Linked DNA regions of Mus musculus: region 1 is linked to region 2. The links are chromatin loops, found by intact Hi-C in ENCODE. Cell type or tissue: heart. All regions are shown on one strand.

What was found. Hi-C counts contacts between places; a loop is a spot of excess contacts. Peaks named below come from ENCODE experiments on the same cell type or tissue, not always from the same donor. Only the 100,000 strongest peaks of a DNase experiment are listed, where the experiment ranks them.
Region 1: a loop joins it to region 2, with 2.1 times the contacts of the local background. A loop is called at or near these places in 1 of 42 quality-filtered maps.

The regions. Positions count from the first base shown.
Region 1 is chr5:106,960,178-106,968,177 of GRCm38, reverse strand. It overlaps Cdc7 (cell division cycle 7 (S. cerevisiae)), which reads right to left and starts at 3,856. Exons shown (of 12, transcript NM_009863.3): 1 at 3,753-3,856; 2 at 3,064-3,245. The coding sequence starts at 3,160. In heart, a CTCF peak has its summit at 3,798; a DNase peak (open chromatin) is centred at 3,837; H3K4me3 peaks cover 2,174 bases; H3K27ac peaks cover 1,616 bases.
Region 2 is chr5:107,434,571-107,442,570 of GRCm38, reverse strand. Lpcat2b (lysophosphatidylcholine acyltransferase 2B) reads right to left here. Exons shown (of 2, transcript NM_027599.3): 2 at 7,532-8,000. It overlaps Btbd8 (BTB (POZ) domain containing 8), which reads right to left and starts at 4,641. Exons shown (of 18, transcript NM_001378266.2): 1 at 4,426-4,641. The coding sequence starts at 4,574. In heart, no CTCF peak of the experiment used is centred here; a DNase peak (open chromatin) is centred at 4,730; H3K4me3 peaks cover 1,679 bases; H3K27ac peaks cover 1,491 bases; H3K27me3 peaks cover 209 bases.

The sequences.
Region 1 (8,000 bases), 470 kb after region 2:
ACAGAAATCCCACAGGCTGGGAAAGTTTTACACACAGAATGGTCAGTCTATCCTCAGAACAAGTCTTCTAAGGTTCTCTAAATTGTGGGGAAAAGTCATTTAATATATTCCCAAAGTTAACAGCATACTCTATCTCAAACCCCAGAAAAACCACTAATTCTAAATAAATATAAAAGTATGCATAGCTAAAATAAGTGGAGGCAGTAACATAAAATCTAATAAACTACTGATTCAAGAACCACAGAAGAATCTTCAGGTATTAAGCAATGGAATTCAAATTGAGCTGTAGAGCAGTTAAGTACACAAGAAATTTTCAAGACAGTATACCAAGCAAACCACAGATCAGAGAAGCTGGGGGTATTGCTCAGTGGTGGGGTACTTGCCCAACAATACAAACCACAGATCAGAGAAGCTGGGGTATTGCTCAGTGGTGGGGTACTTGTCCAACAATACAAACCACAGATCAGAGAAGCTGGGGGTGTTGCTCAGTGGTGGGGTACTTGCCGAACAATACAAAACTCTGAATCTAACTCCTACTGCTGAGGGAGACATTAGAACTAAGTTGATTAGGATCCCAAGTTAGTTTTTAAAATATGTATCCTAGGGCCGGGAAGATGGCTCTGTTGTTAAATGCTTGCCCTGAAAGCACGAGGACCTGAGACCGATCCCAAAACCCATGTAAAAAAGCCAGGCATGGTGGCACACAGTGATCCCAGTGCCCCAGCAGCGGACAGAAAGATCTCTGGGACACACTTGCCAGCCAGCTTAGCTAAACGGGTGAGCTCTAGGCCAAAAAGACAGAAAGGTGAGGAGTACCTGAGGAATGATACACAAGACTGTCCTCTGGCCTCTACATGAATGTATATGCGTGTGTGTGTTCTATTTATATAGACACAGAGTCACACCCACACACACACAGACAGACACACATACACACACCACAGACAAATACACAAACATAAACACAAACACACACAGACATAAATACAGACGCACACAGACATAAACACAGACATATACACACATACACAATACCATTTTAATGTAATGTCCAATTGACAGGGAAAATCCTGTGACACTAAACAGTGGAAAATACTTTGGCTTTCAAAATTTCCCAAATTTTCTTCAATAAACATGAGTCAACAATACTACTAAACAAAGGGCTTTGCTATTCACCTGCTACACCAAGTATTTACTTTATATTATTTATTTATATCAAGCCCCTATTGTGTGCTGAATCCTCTTTGGTTCTACATATACAAAGATAGACAAAATGTTCCAAAACCCCCACCAAAACTAACAACAGCAGCAAAACTTCAATAAGGAGTTAGATAAAGCCTAATTACACAATGGCTTCACGATCTGATATACTGTATGTCCAGGCCTCATCAGTGTTAGTCTTTACTGAAGTTATGTTTCTAACACAGCGAGTCACATTAGGGGCTGGAGAGATGGCTCAGCTGCTAAGAGCACTGACTGCTCTTCCAGAGGTCCCAAGTTCAGTTCCCAGAAACCACATGGTGGCTAACAAACATCTTGTAATGGCATCGATGCCCTCTTCTGGTGTGTCTGAAGACAGCAACAGTGTACTCATATACATAAAATAAATAGATATATTTTTTAAAAATCACATTAAAGAATCCCATGGATAAGAGTTCAGCATGCTTTAAAAAATTATTATGGGAACCATTTGCAATGTCCTATGCTGCATACCATAAAAGTTACAAAACCTTTCAAATAAAGTTCACCCTATTAGTCCACCAGATTTTCAAGATATTAAAAAAGGAGAATTCCCCTGAAAATAATTCTAGAACTAGATCAAATTCATGCATGTGTGACCCCTTTAATTAATAAACAATGTGCACCAGAAGTCAAACTGAATATGGAAAACTGAATGTCTGCACTGTATGTGTACTTGCTAATTAAAAAGAAAAGCCATACTGAAAAACAGGCTATTGTTTTTTAAAAATTAAAAAGGAAAACTAGGTAACAGCAGTGTTTCGAGATGAATCTAACGGCATAGGAGGACACCAACCAGGACAAGCAGCAGCAGCATATACAGCGCAAACAAGCCGGAGAGTGGGAGGACTGCACCCAGGGGGAGCACGGGGAAGGGAGAAGGGGACTCCCAAGTTTTTAAGTTCTGAAGTAACTGTGTTGTTCATCACCAGGAAGAGGACCATTGTTCTAACAACAACGGACAGTTTGGTTTTAGCCAGAATTCAAAAATATGTGATGTTATGCTTTTTTAAATGGGGTTAAAGCTTTTGGGGGGGGGTATATAAATTGTGTATCATAAATTAAAAGTCAAAATTAGTATCTTTTTGGATAAGTCTAAATTTTCTTAGGACAAAGATGGCTAGCTTTTAGGAAAGAATACAGTCAACTGGAATTTTGTTTACAAACATGTATGTTAAGTGAACACTACCACATGGGCACTGTGCACAGTGTTTCTTGGGGTGGGGCTGAGGCAGGGTTGAACTCCTGATCTCCACCTCCCCTTGGGTTTACAGACGTTTACCTCTATGTCCTGCTGAAAGTACACAATATGGGACTTTTCAGCCACCTTCTAAAACTAGAGTCTGCGGCTGAGCTACATTCCACTTTACGAAGAAAAAAGTATCCGTTACAAACATTCCACTTGTTTCTGCCTGTGAATTTTGTTTATGAATCCTTAATCCCTTCCCCACCAATTCCTAAAACCAAACTTTACACAGTAAGGCTACAGTGGGTGTGGAAGAAAAAAGTCAGGTGTCAACAAACATGCTTTCCTAAAAAGCCACTAATATTTGGACCCAACCGACGTCCTCTAAAATGAAAACTGGATTCCACACCTCTTAAAACGCGATCCAATCCTAAATCTAGACTTCATGATATTATGTTGACATGTGAAATTTAAACATACAACTCAGTTTACTAGTCAGGTGTGTGTGTGGTTTTTCTGTTTATTTCTGGGAGTGTAATTTAATTACATTTCTTTTTTCCCCTTTCCTCGAATTAGAAGATGCAGACTGGCTGCCCGTGCGACTTCAGAACCGTGTGACCGTGGCATTGAGCACATACCTGAAAGTTTAACACTCTGCTCATATTTTTTTAAAGAGTCATCAGCCGGACACCTGTCACTGCCACGAAGGGAAGAAAACGCCATTGGCTCCTCCATCTGAGTCCCCAAAGAGGCTTCCACTACGCACGACTGGGATGCAAAGAGCGGGCTACGGGGTCATGTGCACAGGCGAGAGCAGCAGCTGTGAAAATCACAACACGGTGAGAAGGGCGAAGTAGCTCACCCAAGCAGGCACGCACCAAACCACCTGCCCTTCAGGAGGTAGCACTAAAACCCGCACCATATGTCCAAATCCCAGCCGGAGCGGCGTCGCTGCCACTGGCCTGCGGCGAGCACTCCCGCGGGGGACAGGTGGAGCGGGCTGCAGCCGGCTAGGGATCCCCGGGAGGCTGCGGGGAAGGACTGCGGTTTGCCCGGGAGGAAGTCGCTCGCCAGGGCGTGACACTCCACTCGACTGGAGCCGACCGAGGGCAGCAGGGTGCCAACAGAAGGATAAATGAATGAATGGGCCGCCCTGGGCGAGTGCGTAGGGCGGACTGTCCGCCAGTGCCAACGGGAAGCTCAGTGCGCAGGCGCACCTCTTCCCGCCGCGGGATGCCCGCAGGGCGACACGACCTAAGTCACGATCAAGAACTCGTCCCCGGTCCCTCACCGTCCACGGCAGGGGGGAAAACTGTCAGAAACTCACGGTTCACAGAAGTTAGGACGTCCGCGGTCGCTTCCCTCAGGAGCGTCCCACTGAGCCGGGCCGCCAGGCGCGCATGCGCGATTCTTCCCGCGCTGCTTTGAATTGCTCATGCGCATTCCGAAGCCCTCGGCGCCTGCGCAAGAGGCGTGGTTTTTCAAGGCGGGGCGGTCGGAAAGGAAGAGTGCAGCAGAGAGGGCTCGGTGGTCCTTTGCTGAGTTAGCGAGCCCCAGGACTAAAAAGGCGCCCGGGATTCCTCGTCCCGTCGCCCGGTCCTTAGCGTTCTCTCTCGGCCTCACACTGTGGTCTCAACACGCTGGACACTTCTCGGGTAAAAGGCACTTGGTTGAGTCCGGTTTTACTTTTCTCAACGAAAAACAAAAAGTTTAACCACTGGTTCTTGAGGATCTTATAGTAGAGACCAGCTGCAATGTATGTTGATCATTTATTTAGTTGTGATATAAACCAGTTTTTAGGGACTGAGCGAATAACGGTGGTGAATAAGGCAGTCAAAAAGCTATCCCAATTTCGCGTCTTTTAGTAACCCACTAAGTCTATATTGCGTGGGTGTGGAGTGATCCACTGGATTATGCATCGGACTCTTAACACCGGTTGCATCTCCAAAAAGAATGATCCCTCCTGGCCTGGCAACTACGCTCTGCCAGGGCCTCAGTAAGGGACTGGGCCAGGAAATTCCCTACCCCATCAATGCTGGAATTTTGGCCCCTCTTGTTCAGGTAACCCCACTATCGAGAGTCATGCCATAGCCAGAACTTGACAACCCCAGCTCTGACATTCTTAGACGACAGTCCACCTCCACTAGAGCAGCCTAGCCCAGACCAGAGAGAGTGTCCAGCTATAGGCATGTTTATTCAATCAATAATTTTTACTAGCTCCTGGAATATCATAACTGTGATTTTCATGCTACAATCTGTTTACATGGTATACAGGTGTGTGTATGTGTGTAAATACATACATAGTAAAAGAATTTCTAAGGAGTTAGTATTATTACCATTCATTAGATTAGTTAACACAGTGAAAGACCACAAATATTTTTTTTACTTTAGCATTAATAGTGAAGAATTATAAGTAGTGTTTTCTGATAGTTCTTTTTTTTACAAGAAAGCCCCAATTTACCTTTTGCCCATGAAAAATACATTTACCTCATAATCTTCCACAAGGCACAGATGGAGAAAATATGACAAAACTCTATGCTGATTTTATTAGTCAGGGTTCTTTAAGGAACAGAATTGACAGAATGAGTATGCAGATGTGTGAATGTATGTATTTATGTGAATGTGTATATATGTGTATGTGCTATTTATCAGAGTGGCATGCATGCTGTGGTCCAGGTTGTCCAACAATGGAAAGGCAAAGAATCTGGTATCTTTGCTGGATGTCTCAGTAGTTCCAATCTGCTGCTGGTGTCCCAGGGAATTCCTAGAGAGCTTCTGACCTTCAGTTTGCTTCCAAAGGAGTGGTTCCAACACCAATGACAGCTCAGCATCAGGGTAAATGGACTTGCCAGTGAGAGCAAGGGGAGCAGGCAAAGAGCAAAGCTTCCTTCTCTTACTTCCGACTGTGTGGGCTGCCAGCAGCAGTGGTGGTCTAGATTCACGGTGGACCTTCTCATCTCAGATGATCGGGATTTACAGTGGATCTCCCACCTCAAACAAACAAACCTAGAAAAGTCCCTCATAGGAAGACCCACATGCTTGAGTTTCAGTTCATTCCAGATGCAGCTAAGCTGAGAACCAAGATTAGCCACCATACCCTTGTCCTTGTTAAAAGCATGGCTGCAGGGCTGAAGACATGGTTTAGCGTTTAAGAGCACTGGCTGCTCTTTCAAAGGACTAAGGTTTACATCCCAGTACCCACATGGCAGTTCACAACTGTCTGTAACTCCAGTTCCAGGTGACCTGACAGACCTCTATGGAGGCAGAACATCGATGTAAATACATTTTTAAAGTTTCTTTGTTTTAAAGCATGACTGGACAGTCAGTGAGTCTGATGATAAGAAGGAAGGGAAGAAACTAGGAATGATGGTTATGTTGTAATTTCAGCACTTGGGAAGATGAGACAGGAGGATCATCACAAGTTTGAAGGCAATCTCGGCTACATTAGAGAGACCTTAGTTCAAAAGCTAAAAAAAATAAAAGTGTAAAGGTAAGGGAGAGCTGTCATAGGTGTGAGGCAGTGGTGGAGCTCTTCACGCTCCTCAACTTCAAGGCCCCGAGTTCACTCCCTAGTACCACCACTATGAACACACACACACTCACATACATTCACATACACTGCACACACTCAACACATAGACAGTTTATCCCCAGATATCATTCAATGCTAGAAATACCTCTCTGACTCTTCCTCCAAAGCAAGAACTTTGTTTTCAGAGATATAGGGAGCCAGTGGGGAATCAAGGTCTTCTCAAAGAGCTTGAGTTATATACTTTGTCTGTGAGTGTATGCACACATGTGTGTAGGAGGGTGCATGTGTATCTGTGTGCATGTGGGTAGAAGCAAGAGGATATCCTCAGGTTTCATCATTTCTCAGGTGCTGTCTATCTTTTGTTTTGTTGAGACAGGGTCTTTCTTTGACTTCGAACTCTCCAACTAGGCTAGGCAGGCTGGCCAGCTTTCTATAAGTTCCACCCACTTCTGCCTTCCTGTTATTGGGATCACAAGATCACACACAAACCCCACTTTAAAAATATGGTTTTTTGGCCTCCAATTCAGGTTCTCACTCTTCTAGGTCAAGGGCTTTACCAGTGCATCGAACTCTCCAGCCCAAGCTATACACTTCAAGAATATAGAGCTCCCATCTCTCATGGTCATTGCATAGGTAAGGAAGTAATGTGGGGACCAACTATCAAAAGAGAAAACAGAGACCCGCAAACGAGAATCGTTAGTGCCTTCTTAGAAACAACATAAAAGAGAGCATCTCAAATATCAGCCTTAAAATTAGAACAGAAGCCAATATACATTCTGGTATTTGATCCTAGAAAGAGACAAAGATCTTCTAAACACTCTTCTATCTGACAGAAATCATGTCTCCCAGATGGTGTTAGGCTTCAGTAATCAGAATTTCTGGCCCTGTGAATCACATCTGGAACTTGTCAAAGCAAGTTAACTTTACAAGACAGCTCCTTGTGGCAGCACCTCTGGCCAGGGTGCTCCTTCTGTCGAATTCCCACTGTCCTTTCCCCTTGAATAGTCACCGTGATTATAAAAATGAGGGGAACATTCCCTTAAACCTCAGGTTGTGCTTGGGGGAAAAGTGGGGGAAGATAACAAGGTTGCCATGATAATCACTAACAATCAGCATTCCAAATGTTCTTCTCTCTTAAGCAAACCTTGAGTGAGCAGTTACGGAAATGAATGTGGCTATCTTGTTATATTTGCTCTTCTACAGTAAGAGATTAGGAAATTCTTTTAACAAACGTAGCAAAAGGACTATTCAGTTGCAAGGCCTGCAAATCTGTTGTTAAATTCTACAAGAATCCAGAGTCCAAGACTGTTTGACTAGACCCTTCAGTCCCAGCATGGCTGCAGTCAGTAACTCATCAGAATGTTACCTCTGCCTGTTACGAATCAAGAAGTATGCCTTAGTTCACAGCTCTTTCTACTGTAGTGTTCTAGCAAGCCCCATTGGCGGATACTGAAACATAGGGAGACAATTTGTGACAAGTCAGGCCCAGGAGGGTGCACCCCATGTGTTCCAAGAAAACACCTGGCAATGTGAGAAGGGAACAGGATGTAACCAGGCTCCAGCTCTGTGGTTCATGTTTATTCAATAGTGTCAAAGCCCTCAAGGTCATATGGATCCTAACATGGACACACCCAAGGTAAAGGGGTAGGAGATCCTAGGTGGATTCTTTTTAGCCCAAGGCCAGTAGTCTTTTAACAGCAAGTGCTAGTAATAATAGAGCCAGGAAATAGGATGCTGTAGACTTGTGGCATCCAGGGAGGTGAACTTAGTCTTTGTGTAGTATAATCATCCCTTAGTGTCTCACTCTATATCTGGCTCTTAGGATCCCTGGGCCTCAGCTTCATTAGTCTTCAGAATGAAACATTGGCTTGATCAATGATTTCCACACACAGTGCCTTGCCATTTATTTCTTCATAAAGGTGAACCTAAGATACAGGGCTAGGAATTGCCTACTTGCTAAGATGCACCTTTCTGTGTGTAGATGCACACGTGGTAACATCTGGTATAGACACATCTTTCAAAACCTCCTTTATCAAGGGTTCT
Region 2 (8,000 bases):
CTTTCCTGACTGAGTCATCTCCCTAGCCCCAGATTCACTCTTTAATTAGGGAGCCGCTTTTACCCACAAGAAGGGATCATTTAAGGCCTAATCACAATTTAAGGACCCACTGACAGTTAACAACAAACCAATGACAGTTATGAATTCCAGCTTGTACTTTGAAAAGAACAAATATTCAAATCATAGCATAACCTATATAAAGCACTTCAGACTCCTATTGAAGTTTAGTTACTAAGCATTTTGACCTATGTACTAAGAACATAAAGACCACTAAAGGCTAAAACATAATGCCTGCCCCTCTGGAGTTTTAAGCACAGTAGAGAAAGACAGATCTGAAAATTAAAAGGCACGATACATTCAACAGCAAATACACTCCTTGACCCTGACCCCCAATCAGCCCAGACAGACACCACACACGACTACAAGATATGCTGGGTGACCAGATGGAAGCAAGTTGTCCTCTGAGAGGCTCTATTCAGCAGCTGACTCAGACAGATACAGACACCCACGGCCAAACAGTGGATGGAGCTTGGGAACTCTTCAGGAAGAATAGGAAAGAGGATTGTGGGCTGTGAAGGGGATAGGAACTGCACAGGAAAACCAACAGCGTAAACTAACCAGGAGCCTTGGGGCTCTCAGAATCTGAACCACCAAACAAAGAACATACACAAGCTGGACCTAGGCCTCCGCACGTATTTAACAGATGTGCAGGCTTGGTCTTCATGTGGGTCCTAAACAACTGGAGCAGGGGCTATCCCAAAAGCTGTTACCTATATGAGGGATATGTTCTACTAGCTGAGCTGCCTTGTCTGGCCTTGCTGGGATTGGAAGCACCTAGCCTTGCAGAGATTTGAAGTGTCAGCATGTGGGTATAAGCAGAAGGCCCCAACCAGCTCAGAGAAGAAGCGGGGTAGTTGAGGGGAATGATTGTTGGAGGGTGTGACTGGGAAGGAGGCACTGGGTGGGATGTAAAGTGACTAAGTAAAAAAAAAAAAAAAAAAAAAAAAAGATCAAATTGAAAAATACATTTACTAAGTGTGATCTTTAAAGACGTTTAAGCATCGGTTACAAAAACAACGGGAAAGGGAGCTCCTGGCTTCGCTCCGAAAGGCAAACCAACTGATCCACGGGGGGGGGGGGGGGGGGGGTGTGCAGATTGGGTGTGGGAAAGAGCAAGGGGCTTTTAAAGCCGAACCCCACATCCTCCTATCTGACTCTGCAGTTGCAGACATGAAGGTGAAAAAGAGGCAAAGAACGTATACAGACCCTAGAAGAGGAGAGCCAACTAACAGGCAAATTATCAGCCGTTAGCTGGGTAAAGCGGGACTTGAAGCGAGGAGGACAAACCACCTTACAGTACAAACAGATGATGCCAGGAGCCTGAGCTAGGTGGGGTCCATGATGGCAGAGAGGAGGAAATGAAAACACGTGTGGGTAGTAACTGGCGTTGGCTGGATGTAGGAGTGAAGGTGAACAATCTCTGGTCTGGATAGATAACCTGGGCTCTGGTGATGCCACCAATCCTTCATCTGTACTTGCTTGTCTGAGCTCTCTTCAGCTCATCTCTTCAGATGCACGTCTAGTTGTCGTCAGGATACAGCCTCCCGAATACTCATATATACTTCTTTTTCAACTGTCCTAGGATTTGGAGCTGTTTCCTGTTCTTCCCTGTCTCGGCTCGCCCACATATATTCACTCAACAAACCTGTAACTTTTCCATTTCCACTGCCAGCATGTAGCCCTCAGCTACCATAAAATCTCTTACCTGGCTTGTTTGTTTCTAATTTCTCTTTTCCCAAAGTCAAGATCTCAATGTTAATTCTATTTCTTGTTTGGTTGGTTGGTTTTTGTTTTGTTTTGTTTTGTTTGTTTTTTTAGAAACACCAACAGTTCTCTGAACTACCCTCAGAATCCATCCCAAATATTTAAGTACACAAGAATGCCCTATTATAATCTACAGTCTTAACCTATCTACCTTCACATTCTGTCATTTTGTCTGCCATAACCACAAATATCTTCAAGATAAAACAATCTGCCTTAGTTAGGACTAATATTGCTGTGGTGAAACACCACGACCAAAGCAACTTGGGGAAGAAAGGGGGTTTATTTTACTCAGTTCTATGGACTAAAAAGCAGTGAGCACAGGAACTCAATCAGGACAGGAACCTGGAGGCAGGAGCTGATGCATAGGCCACAGAAGGGAACTGCTTGCTGCCTTGCTCAGCCTTTCTTATAGAGTGCAGGACCACCAGCCCGGGGTGGCACCACCCTCAATGGGCGGGACCCTCCCCAAACAATAATTAAGAAAATGTTTACAGCTGGATCTTGGAGAGGCATTTTCTCAATTGAGTTTCTTTCCTATGACTCTAGCTTGTGTCGGATTAACATAAAACTAACCAGGACAGGCTCAAATCTACTTATATGACCTTGGCTTTTTATCATAAATCTCAATACTTTAATCTCATCTGAACTGGATTGTATACTAAGCTGACATTAGCTTCATGTGCTAGTTAAGCAAGGTAACTTCTGTGGAGAAATTGTATGATAATCCAGGTAGCAAGTGGTACCTTTAAGAATGCACAACCCCCAGAAGGAATATTGAGATAATATACTTTTCCTCCCCAGAAGCCCATCCTTCAGTGCAGCCACTTGCAGCATGATGACATTGTGACAGCGCAAGACAGCGCAGAGGCTCCTCCATCTCATATTCTTGCTGAGGCCATTTCAGGTTTAACTAACATTTGGTTTCCTTGATAGAGAATCCCACAAAAAAGTTAACCAACTCTATTGTAGGAATCCAAGGTCAACAGATTCCAGCCAATTTAGCTTTTTTGTTAAACTGCCTACTGTGCAGACCTCCCCTCCAGTTAACTGCTCAAGTTCTGTTACAGTGTTTGCTTGTGCAAAATTCCCCCTGCAGCTGCACAATACAGGGGAAGTGGCTTTAAAAGCCCCTCACCTAAATGCTTGGGAGTACACTTAGGTCCCAGCCAATAGGAACAAATACTTTCAATTGGCTAGAAACTGTGTCTGAGTAGTCACCACTGGCAAATGGGCTCCTCTAACAACAGAAACCTGCCTGCTTTTCTGAGTCCTAACTCAAAGCATAAGGTTTTCTTTTCCTTTCTATCCTTTTCTTTTAGACACTGGCCCATACACTCTGGACTTTCTCACTGTTCTTTGGAAGTAGCTCACACATCACACAGCAGCTGTTCTCCACTGGGTAGCCTACCAGCTTTCTTAGACCTGATATAAAAGGCACGGCTTTCTCTTCCCCATGCTTCCAGGCAGCTGATAAGACATGTAGCTTGCCTATTGACTCTGTTTTTAAAATCATTTTATTAATGAGACTATGAAGACTATGAAGAAGAGGACCTCAGCTTTTTTTCCCGATAAACATATGAGCTCAACGTGAAGATCCCCAAATTTCCACAGTTGTTCACAGTAAGATTTGTAGAATAAAGCCAGGTGTGGTGGCAGATGCCTCTAATGACAGGCAGAGGCAGGCTGATCTGTGATCCTGGTCTAGAGAGTGAGTTCCTGAACAGTCTGGGCTACATTGAGAAAAAACAACCCAAAAAACAAAACAACGAAACCCAAATAAGCAAACGAAAGTATTGTGCAATAAGAGAGAAATGATCCAGAGGTTAGCAGCATTGCTCTTGCAGAGGGCCTGGGTTTGGTTCTCATCACCCACACTATTATAGAAAGAATACGCATTCCCAGTAAGAAATCACTCCCGCACTTATCACAGGTCTGCGTATGGCTAATTAATGCCTAAGGAAGAGCTGGCCTTGAGTAAATTTTTACTAACTTATATACACACCTTAGGAGATGCATTTTCATATATGCCGTCATCTTTAAATCGAGTTCCAGCCCCAGTCTGCACTTTGAACAATTTAAATAGAGACAGGAGTCTGCAAGTCTGACCACTTGGGTGGATGGGAGGTTTGCACAGCAGAGCTATTGCCAGAATTATTTTCAGTACAGCAGTATGTGTTTCCCCCACTAGTTGATGGCCGGGTTCATCTTGCCCACCTGTCAGAATTATGCCTTCCCTGCTAAGAGCATAGAGGAATTAATGGTAGCTGTGACCCTGAGCTGCCCCGTTAAAGGCACACGGTTCGGTCCTTCATGTCAAGAAAACACTCGTTTTCCTAATTGAATAATTTTTCTTCCAACTTTTTAAAGACATGGTATGTGTTTCAGGGTCTGGACGCAGCCCGAACTCAGCAACAGCCACTGCCGGTGTGTGAACCTTAGAAACACTGGTTGCAACGCATCGTGTAGGTCTAATTTTTGTCCTCCTTCTGAGTGCCTAGACACCGGTTCCTTGGGTCGGGCTGAGCCTCCTTGGGAGGGAGGCGCCCAGCGAGACTGCAGCGAGGCGGGGAGGGAGTGAGCAGCGCTGCTCCCGCCTCCTACCTGAGCACGTCGCGGCTGAGCTGCTCCGACACCGCCGCCTTCAGCCGGCGCCGCTCCCCGGGCCCCTTCCTGGGCAGCCCCTTCCTGCCATGCCCCGGGGAACTCAGAAGGGCCACCGGGGCCGCACCTCCCGCTCCACAGTGGGCCATGTCGGCCGCAGAACCCCGGTGCCAGGCCGCGCTGGACCGGTACGGGGGCGTTCCCGAGCCCAACAGCGCGCAGCCGAATCCGCCCCGGAAGGAAAATTCCCGCCCCCACCTAGTTTGCAGCCGGTCCCTAAATGCTGCGGACCAGGCACCGCGCGCCTAGGACTCAAAGCCCGTAGCCACGTGACCGGGCGCTGCTGCGCAGGCGCACTCGCTCTGTTTACATTGGCCTGTTTGCGCCCTCCTAACTGACCTGAAGGGAAGGTCCCCAGAGCTGTAATCTGTTCTTTCTTCTTACTGGTTGGTGTTAAGTCAACCGTTTAATGAGTGTTATGGAGAAGTGACTTGAAATCAATGTGAGAAGAATTTGTATGTGTTCTTTCTGGGGTGTCTGCATCCTCTGCCCTCTTTATGAAAGATGGGGGTTGGGGGTAAGGTGGGGGATGGGATCACAAGAGTTTTCCAGTAGTGAGTATTAATGTCCTGAGCAAGGAGGTAGATAGGCATAGTTGGTATAGCACAAGTTATATTTTAGTATGCCGAGGGTCATCACATAAGGTTCATGCCCTAAATTCCTATGGTCCCAAGGCCATCTCCCTAAGGCTGCTTAACTGGGTGATGTATCTTAGCTGAAGGTTATATAAGGGTCCATGATTCGCCAAGGAATGATACCTAGGACTCAAATAGTATGTAAACACAAAGAGTGTTTTATTCTACAGAAGTCCAGCATGCTGGGGTCTCCCATTACCAAGACAGAGACAATCAAGTGAGCTCGCAGGCCTGATTTAAGCACATTAGGGGATTCTGGGATAGATAACCTTCATCTTGCTCCATCTCTAAGAATATTCCGTTACCAGGGTGTGGGGGATGGAAACTGTTGTTGACCCTTTGCCCTTGCTTCAGGCCAGGTGGCAGGACAGCTTCTGATGGCAGGGCAGTTTCTGACCAGCTGCCTAAAGCCAGGGTTTTTTTCTAGTAACTGACTTGCCTGGGCTTGCCTGGATTTGCCCAGTTCTTAGGCCTAGTCTCCTGGACTGCCAATTTGAAGCCTGTCATGGAGTCAGCCTGTATCAGACGACTCTAACAGTCTTTGATTAAGGGTCAGGATCCTGGGAGAGACTCTCCAGCCACAGGGCAGACTCTTAATCTCTGTTTACATTCTATCTACTGGCGTCAACGGGATTCTAGGGCTGTGTCTAATTATCTAAGTGGTGCCACTAGGTTTTGGTTATCAGGTGCAGCCTTGAGTTCAGTGGAATTCCTGGCTAAGCTATTTTTACAAATCTAAAATGCATGTTTTTTTGTTTTGTTTTGTTTTGTTTTGTTTTACTGTGCTCATTACACCTACTTAGCTTTGAGGAATAAATGATTTGGATTAAGAAAATGTGAAGGGCCAGGCGTGGTGGCACACGCCTTTGATCCCAGCACTTGGGAGGCAGAGGCAGGCAGATTTCTGAGTTCGAGGCCAGCCTGGTCTAAAAAGTGAGTTCCAGGACAGCCGGGGCTACACAGAAACCCTGTCTCGAAAAACCAAAAAAAAAAAAAAAAAAAGTGAAGGTTAACCCTCTCATGATTCACAGCTTCCTGTTTTCATGCCTAACTCCACTGCCCCATCTGGTTTCATATCACAACTATTAAGTTATCTGCCATTTTTTTGAGGGCTTCCCCACCCCAATAGTCCTTAAATTGTAAGGCTTTTATACTATTCTAAGTCGAGCGTGTGGCTCTAAAGACTCCAAGCTAGGATCTGCTTTTATTAATGCAAATGTGCGATATGTCAGGCCCAAATGAAATTCCATCTCTCCAAATTCTGGTGGTTAGACAAAAGTCCAGCATTCCTCGGGAACTTGTGAAGCCATTTGTGGTGTGTGTTAGCATACCAAAGTTCATGTTGGCCTCCAGGCTCCCTCATTATCACAAGTACCTGTTACATATTTCAGAGTTCGTGTCAACATGCTGCCCTTCTTACCTCCTCCACAACAGTAAATGTCTCCAGCTCATGGGCTTACCCTGCTATTTTGGCTATGCTCTCCCCCCACCCCACCCCTGCTTTCCCCCACCCTCTTCTTTCCTACTTCCTTCCCTCTGCTCTCCTTCCTATCTATCAATCTCTCTATCATCTATCTATCTCAGTCATCTATCTATCTATCTCTGTTGTTCCTGCTTCTCTCAAGCCCAGTTTCAGTCTGCTGATCATGTTCAGCCTACCCCTCCCCCTGCTCTAGACTCTTCCAGATGCCTCTAGCTGTTCTCTCCCACATTTCTGTAATAAAACCTTCCCCTTAACCATGCCATGCCATCCATTTATAAAGTGTTCTTATTTCTGCACCCAAGTTACCTCCATATATATTTTCCCAATTCCATGCATTTACATGCAAATTACGTCATTACATTTTTTTCTTTACAGCTAAGTAAATTTCCATTATGTATTGTCAGGTCCAAAGGGTACCCTAAAACACCCCATAAGGTCAGGCCCCTGGCTTGGTCCAAAATTGAGTCTAAGTTCAGCTCAAGCTGGATTGTAGAAATATTTCTGTCACTTAGATTAAATATTTCTCAGGAAGTTGTGAACTAGATTCCTTGTAAGCCAAAAAGGAGTCATTTCCATTGCCTCTGGTAGAAGTGGTATAGTTCTCTATTGACATACATCTGTGGGATCCCTATCAGCAGATCAAAATCCATCCAGGCTCCTACAGTTCCCTATTCACAAGCACCTGGTATAAATGTCAGTATCCATACTGGCCTCCGAGTCCTACTCACCCCCCACAACCCCTCTTCCTGCACTGTGCTAGTTTCTAGGCTATTGCAGCTCACAGGCTTCCCTCCTCCTGGATACCCATCCATTCTCTCAGAAATCCTAGGGAGTCCCAGTAGAGAGCCACTATATAATACCTGGAAAACCAGGGCCCCCTTCTTGGAGTTCTTAATTTCATGTTAAAATAATTTAAGAATGAAAACAGGAGCTTGAGGACAGTTTATTATCAATGAAAAGGAAAACCCCAACGCAAGCTGTAAATCTTTTTAAGTCTAAGTCTGTTTGCTTGGTTGTAAAGCCTTGTTTCTGCTTCTTATTTACTGGGTGGATGGGAATACAGGCATATGCCATTGTGCCCAATGAACATTATCTTAAGGGAGGGAAAGGCATTATAATTCCTCAAGCATATTTTACATATAATATCTGTGTGTATTAGTTTCTGTCAACATGACACAAGCTAGGGCCATTTGAGAAGAAAGGACCACAACTGAAGAATTGTCTCCATCAGACCAGCCTGTGGACAAGTCAGTGGTACATTTTCTTGAATACTGATGTGAGAGGGCTTAGCTCATAGTGAATGGTGCCTTCCCTGGGCAAATGGTCCTGGATTGTATAAGTATGCTGAGTGAGCCACGGGGAGCAAGCCAGTAAGCAGCACCCCTCCATGGTCCCCA